2 separate regions of the Homo sapiens genome follow, and region 2 is linked to region 1. Evidence: read pairs that join two places in POLR2A ChIA-PET (ENCODE). Cell type or tissue: Panc1. All regions are shown on one strand. Links, peaks and the distances in the headings refer to the core of each region. The heading gives the core; the rest is flanking DNA.

The links. Peaks named below come from ENCODE experiments on the same cell type or tissue, not always from the same donor. Only the 100,000 strongest peaks of a DNase experiment are listed, where the experiment ranks them.
Region 2: POLR2A ChIA-PET joins it to region 1 with 13 read pairs; 3 of 35 experiments call an interaction of 5 or more read pairs at or near these places.

The regions. Positions count from the first base shown.
Region 1 is chr2:43,935,098-43,943,444 of GRCh38, reverse strand. All of the region lies in intron 23 of LRPPRC (leucine rich pentatricopeptide repeat containing), which reads left to right. Among named protein-coding and RNA genes, the nearest start is that of LRPPRC, 57 kb to the left of the region's middle. In Panc1, for the core only: no CTCF peak of the experiment used is centred there; no DNase peak of the experiment used is centred there; H3K27ac peaks cover 5,359 bases.
Region 2 is chr2:43,809,582-43,817,880 of GRCh38, reverse strand. It overlaps DYNC2LI1 (dynein cytoplasmic 2 light intermediate chain 1), which reads right to left. Exons shown (of 13, transcript NM_016008.4): 13 at 7,871-8,176. The coding sequence ends at 8,114. ABCG5 (ATP binding cassette subfamily G member 5) reads left to right here. Exons shown (of 13, transcript NM_022436.3): 12 at 3,292-3,404; 13 at 4,572-5,409. The coding sequence ends at 4,765. Among named protein-coding and RNA genes, the nearest start is that of ABCG5, 25 kb to the left of the region's middle. In Panc1, for the core only: no CTCF peak of the experiment used is centred there; no DNase peak of the experiment used is centred there.

The sequences.
Region 1 (8,347 bases), core at 230-8,229:
AATTTGAATCTAGTTTTTCCTAGTTTTGAGCCTGATAAGTGTTATTAATAAATATAAGAAAAAAGGATCTTCTGGGGCTTTTGAGTATGTGTCTTGACAGTTATTCAGGTAATAAGTGTTGAAGCATCTTCAGTGCTCCTTTTCTTCACAGGGTATTTTAAATACATATACCATTACAGTTATTCTAGCTTTGATAAATGTTGTAGGAGATGAATTTTACTGATAGGGCAAGATTTACTGAGTTTGTTAATTTTTCCATTTGAAATGCTCTTGTTGGTGCTCAATTTAAGGCATTATTTGCAATGTAAATCATAAAGTCAGTCTATTTTATAATGAATAAAACATTTTAGTAAGATGACTAAGCGTAATTTATCATCTTTTTCTTTTGTACTTGTTTTTGTTTTCTGTTTTGCTTTTTAAATTTCCTAGATCTTCTTTGTCAGCTTTTTCATAGCTTAACATAGTTTGTAATCTGCATTACATGGAGACTGCACTGGCAAATTAGTTTAAACAACCCTAGGCAAACAAAAATAGAAGATAATAATTAAAATAAAATAAAATGGAAGATATACGTATCTGAAAGTAGTAAAACACCGAAAATGAAAAGATACTAATTTAGATTTCTTTAGTTCAATTAACAGGGAGAGCTGAATTTGACTGAAACGCAGAAATATCTCACTGTGGATGTAGTGTGGATGTTGTCCTGTTGATGCCAGGAGAAAAATAAAATATGTATTTTAACGGTTCTCATGTTTTCCCCAAATTTCTGGTAGTTTTTCTTTATTTATTAGAGAGTTTAATTAATTGAATATAATAAATGATTTAGTGTTGAATTTTAAATGTATAATAAAAACCATCTCTTTTAACTAACTTAAAAAAATGTGTGAATACATGCATGCACACATGAAATAATTCCTTTGCCATCCAATCAAAAACAATTACCGGGTTAGATGACTGGTCAAATCTTAACCTCTACAGTCTCAGCATTACATCCTTTTAAAGAAATAGTGATTCAAATAATGACTGTGTTATTGAGTTATCATATTCATAGCCAACTTTATATAGAAATCCTATAATTAATATGCTTCCTATTAGAATTTTTTTCAATTGCTTAAAAGACCCATTTCTGCAAATTGCATGTGCAACTCTACAGAAGGATTTGAAAGAAATGGGCCCAGTGCCCAGAAAAATTAGGCCCTCCTACACTACCGGGCAAAAATAAAATAATTAACAATGAAAATGAGGCCATCGTAGAAAAGTATCTTACAAATAGAAATACTTTGAAGACAGAGGAGACCTGAAAGCTTTCCGAAAGAGGTCTGCAGATGGGGCTCATGAACCAAGGAGAGCTTACCCATGGGAAAATGGAAACGGTGTGGAATTCAAATGTTAACCTAGAGCATCCTCTGTGCTTCTGATTATATCCTGAAGTCAGATATTTCTGTGTCTCAGTCAAATTTGGCTCTCCCTGCTAATTGAGCTAAGGAAATCTAAATTAGTGTCTTTTCATTATTGGTGTTTTACTACTTTCAGATATGTATATCTTCTATTTTTATTTTATTTTAATTCTGTTTTTATTTGCCTAGTTTTTTTTTTTTTTTTTTTTTAGACTACTTTGCTAATGCAGTCTCCATGATGAGGTCTTTCAGTTTCATCTATCATAATAAAAAGGGCTATTGACTCTTTCAGAGTCATGAGACTAATAAAAAGATAAAGGAAATTTTATATTTATGAAATTACAGAAAACAGCAGAAACATTCGTAGTCAGGGGAAATGCCTGGAGTAAAACCCTGACTTTGAAACTCTTTCTCAATTGTGTTTTCTCCAACTGATGGAAGATAGCTAATTAATTCAGAATCATGACAAGTGCTAGGATTAACCACACTAGCCTGCCAAAAAGTCCACGTGTATTCGATTTGATTAAATGTGTATAATCTTCAGTAATATCATGTAATTGACCTCAGCAGGTATGAGCTCATCTGGCAAATGAGCTTTATTTATTCAAACTTGTGATAAAAGTATAAAAAACATTTTGAAACATCATCATAAATCTTCACCCTTTCATTCAAAGGCAGGCATCTTTTTGGCATGTCACTGTAAAAGGCTCTAAAGAGAATATCACTTTCGTGTTGTAATTCTGAAGCAGTTCCATGAGACTGAGTTCCTTAGAAAGATAATCTCTTTAAGTTTCAGTGGATCTTAATTCTGAACCGACTTTTCCAGCATTGGACAAAACACAGGAGAAATTAATACTGTGTCAGTTTGTGTTATTTAGACAATGTAAAAAAGCTTTATGGGTATAGAAAAAATACACTGTTTTTATTCATTTGCCAAGGGAAATCCAAAACAATAACAGATTTAGAAAATTATAAAGAAGTTGGTAAGCTAACCTGCTTTTGTATTATCAAAATGAAAATACTTGCATTGAATGGAAAAAAATTTGCAGTTGAACAAAATTTTTATGTTTCATTTACATTACATTACAGTCTCTAAGCCACGTATTTTACATGTAGTCCAAATGAGTATTATTTCAAACATTTTCTTTTGTAAGTATTTTATCTTATTAAAATCATGCCTGATTCATGGAGATGACAGCAATCCGTCACATTAAGGAAGAAAGAAATGCTTTAAAATAGGTTAAAAGAGTTTTTTATTAGTCTTCATGTTATGGTCAAGGAAATGAAATTAATAAAGTCTGGGCCATCAGATATTAAAGCATAAAAATTTGTATGATGCAGTTTCAGGTTCACTTGTTTTATACCTGATCCATTTTGGTTTCATTGCATGCATTAAAAAATAACTGAAGCTGTTTAACTGGATTATGTTGGTGCAAGTGATCAAAGCAGCTTTAATTTCTGCTTTCCATTAAGGATTTTTTTTGTGCTGGTTTGTGTTATAATCTGTATATGTACATATGCATTTCATTTAAGTGTGTCATGAACTTCATATATACTATCCTCCCAGAATTCTTGCTGAATTAATCTTGAGTTCATAAAGGTCACAATTTCTCTAAGATGAACTTGTAACAATGTTTTTGGAACTCACTGTAACACTTTAATATGTTACATAAATGGGAAATAGGCTTTTTAAAATGTTGATGATTCTGTTACACATGCTCCCCTTCAATTTTAGCATCTTCATTTGTACTGGATACTTTCATTATTTATGGGAATGCTTGCCTTCTAGAGTAAAACTCCTTATGTGCTGAAAGGAAATTAAGGAGGTTTGGCTCTTTTACTCCATTATTGCAATTAAGAATTTAGCATCATCAGTGCCAAAGGACAAAAAGTGGTTCATTTGCCCTAGGGGGACAGGACAGTGATAAGATGATTTTTCGTCAAGGATCATTGGGTCGTAATTAAGTTACATTCATGGCTATTGCTTTTTGAAGGATGATTGGTAAATGACAGGCTTCATGTGCTTAGTACGGACAGTGTGCAGTAGGGTTTTTTCTGCCTCTGTCAGAAAATCCTGTTGAGCCTGATAATGTAAATGTGGCATTTTATTCTGAACAAAAGAGCAGGGAAATGAGCTATCTTGTCTAATCATTCAGTTGTTTAACACCGACTTCCAGTTTAGACTCAATTGGCTGGAAAGCACTTGACATGTGAAGTTAGTGCTGTTCCGAACGCATGTTTGAGTAAATTTTAAAGTAAGTGACAGCTAAATTGTACCTAGGGAAATTACAAAGCCTTCAACACAGTTAATTTTTTGGGGAGGATTAGTTGTAATTGCAACACCAGTCTCCTTGAAGATTCCTCATTTATAGATGATGAACAGAAAAAAAACATTTAGCTCTTTCAAGTGCTGGTTCTCTTAACAGAATAATTTTTGTGAAGATGATGGTTTCTCTTGAATTGGTTTCTTCCCATATTGAACATCTGCTGAGGATTTGTAAGATAGTTTGTTTTTAAGGAGTTCAGTTTGGTTTTTGTTTGTTTGTTTTTTCTTTTTTAAACTTTTTTCTCCCCCCACAGCCCTTCTTTTCTGTAGTGATTGCAGATTTGAGCGCATTTCAGTAAGGAAGCCTGTTACATAAATTGCCACTTCACTAACAATGTATAAGTTTAAAGTACTTTATTCCAAATAAAAAAAATCAATATTTGTCATCTTTCGTTTTTTGTTGTTGTTGTTGTTTTTATTTTTATTTTTATTTTTATTTTTTTGAGACGGAGTCTTGCTGTCTCCCAGGCTGGAGTGCAGTGGCACGATCTTGGCTCACTGCAAGCTCCGCCTCCTGGGTTGATGCCATTCTCCTGCCTCAGCCTCCCGAGTAGCTGGGACTACAGGTGCTCACCGCCACGCCAGCTATTTTTTTTTTTTTTTTTGTATTTTTAGTGGAGACGGGGTTTCACCATGTTAGCCAGGATGGTCTCGATCTCCTGACCGCGTGATCCACCCACCTCAGCCTCCCAAAGTGCTGGGATTACAGGCGTGAGCCACCGCGCCCGGCCATCTTTCTTTTGTTGTTTAAGTATACTCTCTGGGATTAGAAAGTTACTTAGTATAAATTACGAGACTTAAGTTTAAAGCTACTAATAGATAAATAGATAGTTGTCACTCGTGGTTGTTTTAACAATTCCAGATTGTATGAAATACATTTATGATTTTTACAGGTATATGTATTGAGGAATGTATATGAGTTTTAGGAGTACATGTTTCTTGGTATCTCAAAGTAGATAGTTTTATGATTGGTGGATGTCCCATAGAAATGTCTGTCCAGCAAACTTACATGCTACATGGTGTTTGTTTTTCTGTCAGTGACGTTATAGCATACTTCAGTTTCAGAATGAGGACTCAAATGAGTGGTACTATCAGATTTGCCATCGGAGCTTCAAGCTTATTTATCGGGATGTTCTTCCGTGTAATAATGAAAAAATTGTAGTTTGTAGTAGCTCTTTGTAGTCATGTTCCCTTAAGAAGTGAATTCTAGATTCTAGAATGAATTTTGATGCAGGCCAAGTGAGTCTATTCAAGTTAATGAATTTAACTCTATTTTAAGTTTCCAAATTTCTTGCTGGACCCAGCCTATCTCATATATATGTTCTTAAAATTTAAAATTACAGAATCTTTTCCTCAATTTTACCTTTATTTCATAGACTTACAGAATTTTGGTAAAGCTTATATTTTTAATTTGCACCAAACAAAATACTGCTTTTTAAAATGATTGCTTACTTTTTATTAGTGTACGTAGTTTTATGCATGAAAATTATGTAGTCTATTGAAATTTTGAGGGGGGTGTCTTGATTTTTTTTTTTATAAAGGGTAATAGTATGCTACAGAGTTGATTTTCTTTTAGTGTCATTTGTGAAAGCATTGACTAAATTTTTATTAGGAGTGAGCCTTTAAATATTTGTATGTGAAGCTTTAGGAATTATGCATATATGCTGATACAAGCATGGGCTCAAAGTTTTGAATGCAAAATTAATGTGTCAACATTAATTTCTTCAGAGGATTATTGTTATTTCTTAGCAGGATTTAAATCATTTCTAGTGCTCAAAGAAATTCACAGATCACTTTGGGTCACAGAAGCTAGAAGTAGACTGATTGGTAATGTGTTGTCCCACATTTTGGTTGTAAAGCAATTTTTACCTTTCTCCTTTTGATATTGTGCTTCCCTTACTGATTTCATCCTGCCTAATAAAAGTGGTATTTTCACCTGATGATTTTCTCTGCTTGTGCAAAACACTTTAGATGAACCTAATAAGCACAGAGTCATAGAACCTGTTAGAACTAGGAGGGAACCCAAATGTCCTTGAGTTCAGCTGTTGTGATAATTTGCTTTTCATCACCACTTCTAGAAATGTATCACGTTGCTACAGCTGAGTAGCATAAGTACTCTTATCAGTTGGGATGGAAATCCAAAGTCCTATGACTACATAGCTATCTTCATAGCAATGCAAATTTTAGGTGCTTTTAAACATATTTTTCATTTCCGTCATCACCTAAGTTTTCAAGCTTTATTATGAAAGATTAATAGTGACATAAATTATGTGGGGAATGTAAATTTTTGTCTTTTAAAATGACATGATCCAACCACAAGTCCGAATTAGATAATAGGGACTGAAGAACTGACTAGTCATTTACTTTGTTTTTATCTCCAGTACACTTTGTATGAGGTATTTCATTATAAATTTCTAATTCATTTTGTTGGCATCCTAAGAGCAGTAACATTGGTTCTTAAAATTACTGACAAATATATGAATTATTTCCATTTTGCCATTCTTGTTTTTTCTGTTGTTGTTCTGAACATGTATAATCTTCAGAAGCATATATTTGGAGACCAAAGACTATTAACGTGTCGCTTTGATTGACAGAACAATTATTCATTCATTTATTGATAGCTTTGACCTAATGTAGGGGGAAATACAATTGAGACAATACTATTCTAGTTTGGGAATTGATCTGGAAAAGCAAATCATGCCACTTAAAAAAAAATCGTATGTGTGTTAGCTTTGCTCTTAAAAAATGTTTTAGTAGTTTTTCGTTAAGCAGAGTTATAGAAAGGCAATAACCGAACCTGTGTCTGAAGTAAGGGAAAATACTGATTATATAAAGCTTTATATCATATGTGGTAGCTACTGTACCATTTCTCTTCTATGACAGTAATCCAGCCTGCAACATCTACTTGCAGTTTGAAATTAACCTGTAATTTAGTCTTCACCCCAAATGACAAAAATTCAAATGACTCTGTGGGGTGCCAGAAGATGCACTGTAAACAGGGCTTAGTAAGGGGATAAGGTAAGAGTTCCATCAGGATAGGCTCGTTTTCACTGTGTCACTATTATTGCAATAAAACTAACATTTCTTCGTTGTCTTTTACTTTTTTAGTACAGCTTAAAATCAGATCTTGATAAAATAGTAATTCAACTTAGGGCAATGTAACATTTGTATAATAGGCAAAAATGTGAAGGCTTTAACAGGAAGTATAAAAGGACTTTCTGGTTTTGAAAACTGTTATGTGTATGAGAAATTTATATTCTCTACAAAGATTTTCACTAATTGTCACTAGTTGTACTTGGAGCCATGTCTCTAACCATGCCTCTTTTTAAAATACCTTTCATACTCTCTTTTCATAAATCGTTAATTTCTTATTCCAAATTGCACCACTTTATTACATTATTCAAATACCAGTGCTTTTAATAAAGCATAATGTGTAATTAGATGTACTGAACTGACAATGGGAAGTCCAGCGACTTGCTTACCTAGTACCTTCCTCTGTTTACCTGGTAGCCTTAGTCAAATCAGCCAGTCTCTAGATGCCCCAGTTTCATTATTTCTTTGAAAGTAAAAGGGGGTGGCAAGTAGAATTGGATCATATAATCTCTATAGTTCTTCCAAGGGATTTCTTTTTTTTTTTTGAAACAGAGTTTCACTTTTGTTGCCCAGGCTGGAGTGCAATGGCACGATCTCAGCTCACTGCAACCTCCACCTCCCGGGTTCAAGGGATTCTCCCTCCTCAGCCCCCCGAGTAGCTGGGATTACAGGCATGCGCCATCACGCCCGGCTAATTTTATATTTTTAATAGAGATGGGGTTTCTCCACCTCAGGTGATCCGCCCTCCTTGGCCTCCCAAAGTGCTGGGATTACAGGCATGAGCCACCGCACCTGGTCTTGCAAGGTCTTAAATATTTCTCATACTAACATTGTCCTTTTATTTTATTTTTTTTATATTACCTGTGAATTTTATTTCAGTATGGTAAGAGAGAAATTACAAAAAAACTTTTAATAAAGACAGGGTTAAAGTAAATTGAAAGCAAATTGTCCTTTTATGGGGGGAAAATACTTCTTAAGGACCCACAAGAATATAGTACCACACTGTTGTTTAAGAAACTGATTTAATGACAGTGTCTTTTTATTTTAATTTCTCACATAAAAGAAGGCTTGACTTTGTAATTGGAAATAATTTTTAAAAGCTTACCCTTTAATGAAAAAAGTATTTAGAATTCTTCTAGAATTCACTGACCAACACGAATATCCTAGTTTTCATAATAGTAAGTTCCCATATATATGAAACTTGAGGTTATTTCCTACTTGGCTAGTAAGGTGACAGTACAGAAAATATTATGATAAAGATGAAAAAGTTCTTGAAAATTCCTTATTAGCTATTGGTGGACATTTAATAACGTTTACCAAATCTGAAATTATTGAGATACAATTGTTAAAGGCACGTAAGTGATTGGAAAAAAGTATTTGACGGTAGTCCTTGCTTTCAGAAGTAATACATTCTTACAGCAACTTTCTACATAAAGTCAGAATTTACAGTAAAATCAGAGAATGCCTTAATCTATTTGGACTTTTTTATAAAGTACCCTTTAACACACGAAATAATAAAAGATGAAGCAGG
Region 2 (8,299 bases), core at 300-8,299, 130 kb after region 1:
TGGAATGCAGTGGCGCGATCTCGGCTCACTGTAACCTCCGCCTCCCATGTTCAAGCGATTTTCCTGCCTCAGCCTCCCGAGTAGCTGGGATTACAGGTGCCTGCCATTACACCTGGCTAATTTTTGTATTTTTAGTAGAGACGTGGTTTCACCATTTTGGCCAGGTTGGTCTCAAACTCCTGACCTCAGGTGATCTGCCTGCCTTGGCCTCCCAAAGTGCTGGGATTATAGACGTGAGCCACCGCGTCTGGCCTTAAATGCATTTTTAACTTAGAATATTTTCAACTTATGATGGGTTTATCTGGAAGTAACCCCATCATAAGAAGCATTTGTATTAGGGTTTTAGGAAAAGGAGGTTAGTTGCTCTTTATTTTTATTTTTGTTTGTTTCTTGACGCAGAGTCTCACTCACTCTGTCACCCAGGCTGGAATGCAATGGCACGATCTCGGCTCACTGCAACCTCCGTCTCTCAGGTTCAAGCAATTCTCCTGCCTTAGCCTCCTGAATAGCTGGGATTACAGGTGCGCACCACCACGCCCAGCTAATTTTTGTATTTTTGGTAGAGATGAGGTTTCACCAAGTTGGTCAGGCTGGTCTCAAACTCCTGACTTCAAGTGATTTCCCTGCCTCGGCCTCCCAAGGTGCTGGGATTACAGGCGTGAGCCACTATACCTGGTGGTTAATTGCTCTTAAAAGGTAGGCAGTTGCAAAGAATACTAAATGTTCTCAGATTAGTTGCAAAATCTTAACAACCCAAGGCTTCATATGAATTCCACTTCCATCGCTGAAAATTAAAACTCCACTCTTAAAGGCCACATCAACCTGCTAGTCATTCCATTTACCCATTTTTCTCCCCAGTCATCATCTTTCTGGGTGAACTGCCTAAGGCATTTGTGCTGTTGGCTCCCTTCTCTTTTAAACACAAAGGAAATTAGCTTTGCTGTGTTTTCTGCTTACAAAATCATGCAAGTTCTTGGGGGAAGAAGTGCTCACAATATAAATGTGGATGTGGAAGAAAGTAAAAGTTACCTGAAGTATCAGAGCCTAGAGTTAAATTTTGTTGTAGTTCTTGCTAGAATTTTATATAATTTTTAACAAAGATGAAATCATCCTGTTGTATAAGATATAAAATATGCATACTTTTTTTCCCATTTAACAACATAATATGAATTAGGTGGGTGTGGTGTCACGTGCCTGTAATTTCAGCTACTCAGGAGGCTGAGGCAGGAGAATCACCTGAACCTGGGAGGCGGAGGCTGCAGTGAGCCAAAATCATGCCACTGCACTCCAGCCTAGGTGACAGAACAAGACTCCGTTCAAAAAATAAAAAAGACAAAGCACAAACCAACCTAATGTGGACAATGTCATGTCAATACATCCAGATCTATGGTTCCTCCCGCTGCTTCTCCTTCTGTCTGTGCCTTTCACTGATCCATTTCTCTCTCTCCGCCACCTGCACAAAGTCTGTTGGTTGTTCCCAAGGCTAGAGGCGCACTCTCTTTGAAGGCCCCTTTTGTTTTCTCTCTCAGCCTATCACACACTACTTCCTGTCACGGTCTTCCTTTGCTGTAATAGATTATCCACCCCTTGAAGGCAGCAGCTGTGTCTCATTCATCATTTTAGACCCTCTCAGCAGCCAGCCCAATTAGGCCTTGGACCAATTAGGCCTGCAAACATTATTTGTTGAGTGAATAAGTAAATGACTCTGTCTTTGAACTGTATACACACTGCATCACTCACCAAATCATGTTGGTTTTCTTTTCTGATATCAAACCATAGGTGCATGTGGAACATTTTGTGTTTGACTCTGTGTGGTACAGGGAGAAACAAAGGTTCACAGTTCCTACCTCAGAAAGATAGCACCCTAGCCACTAGGCAGCCACCATCTCATGGCCATCATCCTACTCCAGGCCTTTGTCATCTCATAGTTGAACTTTTTTTGTAGTCTGGTCCTTTTTTTTTTTTTTTTTCTTTTCCTGTTCTTACTCTGCCCTCATTCTAGCCATCCTTCTTGCTGGAGTCACGTTAATTTTCTCAGAATGCTGATTTCAACGTGACCTGTCTCATTCATGGTCATTCAACCTCAACTCACAGCAAGGCCCTGAAATGGCTGTTGCTGGCTATTGTTCCGAGCTCCCCTCCCACTGTTCCTTCACATCCTCTCTTCCAGTGTTTCTGGTCCAGTCAGTCCCATATGCAGCCCTTGGCATACCTGTACTCATACCATTTCTGCCTTCCTAGAATTTCCATCCTCTTCCCCTAATTCCTTCCCAGAGTCCCACGTATCCTTTTCAATTAGCAACCTCTCAATGTGGTTAATTCAATGTTGTGCCTTAGGAAACTGAAAGGTTGAGGACACCTTGCAAATAGGTGAAACCATAAATACTAAATACAAGAACATCATGGATGTGTGGTACACATTTTTTTATACTTTCTTGGCACAAATAGTTCACTACTGTATATTTTTATAGTTTTAAGGATATATTCTATATCTCCAACTACATTATGAGTTCTTTAGGGATAGGATACATCTTTTGAAGTTCTCAAGCTCCTAGAACTAGTGCCTTGCAAACAGAAAGAATTTTATACCTTTTGATTGACAGAAAATATACAGTGGACTAAGAAGACCACAGTGTCAGCACACAGTTTCACCTGAAATAGATTGGAGAGGAGACATATTTCATTTTCACAATGAATGTTGGTTCGGTCTCTCCTTCCTTTTTCCTTTGTATTCTAGGTTAGTTCTAACTTTCTACGTTGGTACCTTCAACTTTCTGTTTAATCACAAATCTCCTCCTCCAATTGGTATGTGTTAGGTCTGTATTTTCTTGTACGTTTATATCAGTAGTGCTTACCAAAATAAGTAGACAGTAATCGTCTACTTGAGAGAACTGTTAAATTAAGGTCTTCACTATAACAGGCCACCAAGCTGTGCCTAAAAATGACAAAGTGCTATGCTTACTGACTTGGAAGGATGTCTGAGACATATGTTTGGCAGAAAAAGAGTAAGTTAGGAAAGAGCATGAAGAGTTTAATTCCATTTATATAAAACTTTTAAACACACATGTTATATATATTACCAAAATGTTAACAATAGTTATTTCTAGGCAACGGTATTTCTTTATATTGTTCAATGTTGTTTGAAGGTTTTTTTATAGTGAGCATCATTTTTATAATAAGGAGATAGAAAACTATATTCCTGTTGGAAAATATAAGGATTGCCTTTCTTTTCATTTGGTAGGACTATTGCCAGAGCCTACTGAATTTCATTTTTGTTTTCTTTTTCTTAAGAAACATACAAGAAATGCCCATTCCTTTTAAAATCATCAGTTATTTTACATTCCAAAAATATTGCAGTGAGATTCTTGTAGTCAATGAGTTCTACGGACTGAATTTCACTTGTGGTAAGTATTCTATTTGGGGATATTATTTTTGCATGTTACTCTGAGGAAGCAATTTCTTGGAGGAAATGTATTTTTGAAATAAAAACTGTGTTTTATAATAATTCAATTTAAAACTCTGTTTTGAAATACAGTCCAACATTTTCTCTGATTTTTAAGATGAAAGAAAATAAGCAGTAGTCAAGTTAGTCTCCTGTCAAAGGTCAACAGGTAAGGGACACTTGGATGTTGTTAGAAAATGACAGACCTTATGTACACTGAGGTAAACTCCAGAATATTCTGGATAGACTCAGTTCCTGTATCTACTGAACACATTCAAGCAGGCTGAAGTGGCTTCTTGTTCCCCAAAATGTACATCGTACATAGCTAAATAAAGCTACTTTTGGCAAAAGTCTATTCCTCAATCCCACCAGATGGAAGTAGAACCAAGACAAGGACCTCATGGCCATTAGAAATCTCAGGGTGGCCGGGCACAGTGGCTCACGCCTGTAATCCCAGCACTTTGGGAGTCGGAGGTTGGATCACTTGAGGTCAAGAGTTCGAGACCAGCCTGGCCGACGTGGCAAAAACCTGTCTCTACTAAAAATACAAAAATTAGCCAGGCGTGGTGGTGCGTGCCTGTAAATCCCAGCTACACAGGAGGCTGAAGCATGAGAATCACTTGAATCTGGGAGGCTGAGGTTGCAGTGAGCCCAGATCGAGCCACTGCACTCCAGCCTGGGCGGCAGAGTGAAACTGTGTCTCAAAAAAAAAAAAAAAAAAAAAAAAAACGAAAAAAAAAACCCCAAAAAAAACAAAAAAAAAACAACCAAAAAAATCTCAGGGCCACTCCAAAGACAACCAAAGAATATGGCTGAATTTAGTAGTGTTTTAAATAATTTTAAGTGATAATGTCAGTAACTTTAGGATAGTCTGTGCTAAGGGATCATGATTTTTATCACAAATATGGTAATGAATCTATACCCAAAATAGAAACAAAAGCATGTCCATCTTCAAATGAAGCCAAAGGCCAGAACTGCTCACTCTTGCTTCATCAAATTGTAAACTCTGGGCTTGCTAAAGTGTCCTGTATTTTTCATTAAGGGTACTTAGCAAGCGCTTGGTAAATACTTGTTGATTAAATTACCTGAGATAAACCACACCTGACACTGTCAATCTTTTCCTTGACAGGCAGCTCAAATGTTTCTGTGACAACTAATCCAATGTGTGCCTTCACTCAAGGAATTCAATTCATTGAGAAAACCTGCCCAGGTGCAACATCTAGATTCACAATGAACTTTCTGATTTTGTATTCATTTATTCCAGCTCTTGTCATCCTAGGAATAGTTGTTTTCAAAATAAGGGATCATCTCATTAGCAGGTAGTGAAAGCCATGGCTGGGAAAATGGAAGTGAAGCTGCCGACTGTGCATGACTGCTCTGAACGTCTGAAATGAGAGTGCCATGTATTTCTTTCTTGACAGGACATCTCAAGTCTTTTAACCATTAAGACTCCATTTGTGCCTCTTGGATCCAAGCAGGCCTTGAATGCAATGGAAGTGGTTTATAGTCCCTTGCTCTTACAACTTGCAGGGACATGTGGTTATTTGGAAATTGTGACTGAGCGGACCCAAGAATGTAAATAATATTCATAAACCTATGGGAGACTCGTGTGACTATTTTTTTTCCTTGTTCTAGGCACAGAAAAAAATAGGTCAGCTTAAAAATATGTTTACATTGGATAAAGGATTAGGCAAAAATAAAATGTTTCAAGGATTCCTGACCATAAGTGACAGAGAAAGAGAGTTGTGGGTTTAGATGAAGCAAGGTTATCATGCAGAATTGGGTAAGAATGCTTCTGTTCCTGGAAGACCCAGAGTTAAATGCAGATGTCCACACGAGGGGTCGGAGTTACCTGATCACATCGAGAGAGTGCTGGGCAGATGGATGGTGAGCACCACTGCTACAGAGCACCCAGTGATTTTACTGAGGATTAAAATAAAAAACCGTAGGAATGGGCTCAACAGTGAACAAAGCACACCAGACAAACCTCTGGTTATGTTTTTAAAGATTCGTTTGCTATTTTTCACTTTCAGCTGAGTTTACTTATAGGCACATTGTGCACATGTACCCTAAAACTTAAAGTATAAAAAAAAAAAAACCTACCGAAAAAAAAAAAAAAGAATTACAAGTAAACTTTACTAAAGTATATGCACTGAGAAATAACCCCATTAAGGCTGGAGATCAGCTGTTATTTAAAGTCCATATAGAAAAAAATGCTGACATAGCTAGACATGGTGTCTCACATCTGTAATCCCAGCTGCTCAGGAGGCTGATGTGGAAGGATCGCTTAAACCTAGGAGGCAGGGGCTGCAGTGAGCTATGATGGAACCACTGCACTCCAGCCTGGGCAACAGAGACAGAGCAAGACCCTGTCTCTAAAAAAGAAAGAAAAAAAGTGCTGACATATTGTTTACAAAGAACAGGGTACATACTAGAAATTCACATTCTTGAACTGTAAAGGGTGCTGATATGTATAAATACAGACACCTGTATTACATATTTTCAAGGATAAAATAATGTAAATAGGTTATTAAAAATGGGTTCTGGCCAGGCGCGGTGGCTCATGCCTGTAATCCCAGCACTTTGGGAGGCCGAGGCGGGTGGATCACGAGGTCAAGAGATTGAGACCATCCTGGCCAACATGGTGAAACCCCGTCTCTACTAAAAAATACAAAAATTAGCTGGGCATGGTGGCAGGCGCCTGTAGTCCCAGCTACTTGGGAGGCTGAGGCAGGAGAATCGCTTGAACCTGGGAGGTGGAGGTTGCAGTGAGCCGAGAATGCACCACTGCACTCCAGCCTGGCGACAGAGCAAGACTCTGTCTCAAAAAAAAAAAAAGGTTCTGTATTAAAATTACTGATTCTCTTTCTGATTGATCTTCAAGTAATTCCATGTACAAACCTGAAATGAAACTGTCTCAGTGTTACTATGGTAACTTTGGGTGAGAATATGGTAGAGAGCGCATGAACTTGTTCACTGACTGTGACCTAACTTGTGAAGAAAGATAAATTATAGCATTTGAAATGTCTCACACTGAAATAGGAAAGATCATTTCATTAAGGAAACCACAGTAAAATTCTATTTCTTAGAACAGTATTTAAGGATGTGGAGGCATTGGTAAATTATCAGACTAGTATTGTCAATTTTTATAAAAGGTCTTTGACATGGATGATTATGGTGTAATAGTTACACAATGTCTTACAGATTATATATGTCACATCAGTTATAGACAATTCTGGAGATGATAATCTATTAAAGTAGTTCAAAGAGAGTCCCACAGGAACCTCTTTTGAAATCACTGATTTCAACTTACTAAAGATATGGGTGTACAACATAAGTGGAAACATTTTCTACTATTCATATGCAGATGAATTTCATTCTAGCTCAGAAACATTTGGAAAACTGACATCACACGTGACTTCAAGCTATTAAATGTTAGTGATAGCACCTTAGAAAAACACAATGGCTTTCAACATGTGACAGTTTGTGTCTCAAGTCAAAAATGGACAGTGATGTGTAAGAAAATCAAATTACATAATAACAATTCCTATTACTCTTGTGGAATAGGCTGTTTCTTCCCACCAAGTCAGTGATGTTTCTGAGATCATAATGTTCACTGTAAATTTAAAGGGATTTCTTTTTCCATAGCACTCAGCAAGAAACGTGTGCTAAAGACTGAGGTTCCTTGGAAACATGCTGAAAATTCTGTTCTCAAGGGTGTCAGAACCATACGTACTGCAAATAATTTATGAAGTCCTAGTTCATTGCAATAAGCAGATGGCTTGCTATCTGCTCAGACAGTACTCCCTTGGGGTAGTAAATGTGCTTATCTGAAGCTGGGAGTCAATATATTTTGTATGTGGACATGGAAGAACATAGAATAAATCATTTTTAATCATAGCAATTATACTTACTCAAAATGAACTTGGCTAGCAGGTACACACATCTACAGATTGGAATGGCTTCTTAAAGGCTATCCCACCTTGGAAATAATCCTGGTTATCCGCAACACATGATGTTTTGTCCTGCTTCTTGATAGGATATCTCCTTAGATGTGCCTGTTCTTCAAAAAGTGGTATTTAAAATAAATGTGTCAGTCTCACAGCAGGGTGAAATTGGTGCTGATTAAAAATGCCCCATTCCAGACCACTGATGGCGACACTCTAGGTGTGGGGACCTGGGAATGTGCATCTCCTATTTCAGGTGCTTCTTGCGCCTCACTGTTAAGAGTAAAATTTTGACATCTGTGAACCCAATTCCGGTTTCCTCCCAGCTACAGCTGAGAATGCCTTTTAGAAAGAATGTGTCTAACGTGGGCACTTAACCTTGCATTTAAAACTGTAACCAAATACTCTTACTTTTATATTCCTAAAAACATATAAGCAGAAACTTATACATGCTGAATTGAGTATATACCACTTAAACATGTTAGAGGTAGGTAGTAGAAGATTCTTTTATTTTAAAAAAAATTACACGTGGTTCTACAATAATTTTTCCTTTTAAAAAGCTTCAAGATATACAGGGAGATGCACTAGTCCAAGAAATCCAGCTTGTCCTTTAACAAATTATACAGTTTAACTTTCTTCACATATTGCCACAATAGTTAATTCACAGTATAATCTTATTTGTATTTGGAAAAGAAGAAATAAATATACAATAATTGAAATAGGTTCAAGAATCAAGCTCGATTTGTTTCCAAGACTTGGAAGAACTTCTTTTGTACTGTTCCAGTTCCTAAAACAAAAATATGTATCACTTTAAGAAAAATCAACTTTACTAATTCAAGGAGGCACCTTAAAACTGCCTTCTCATTTTTTAGATATATCAATGAATCCTTAGTAGCATTATCATTCTAAA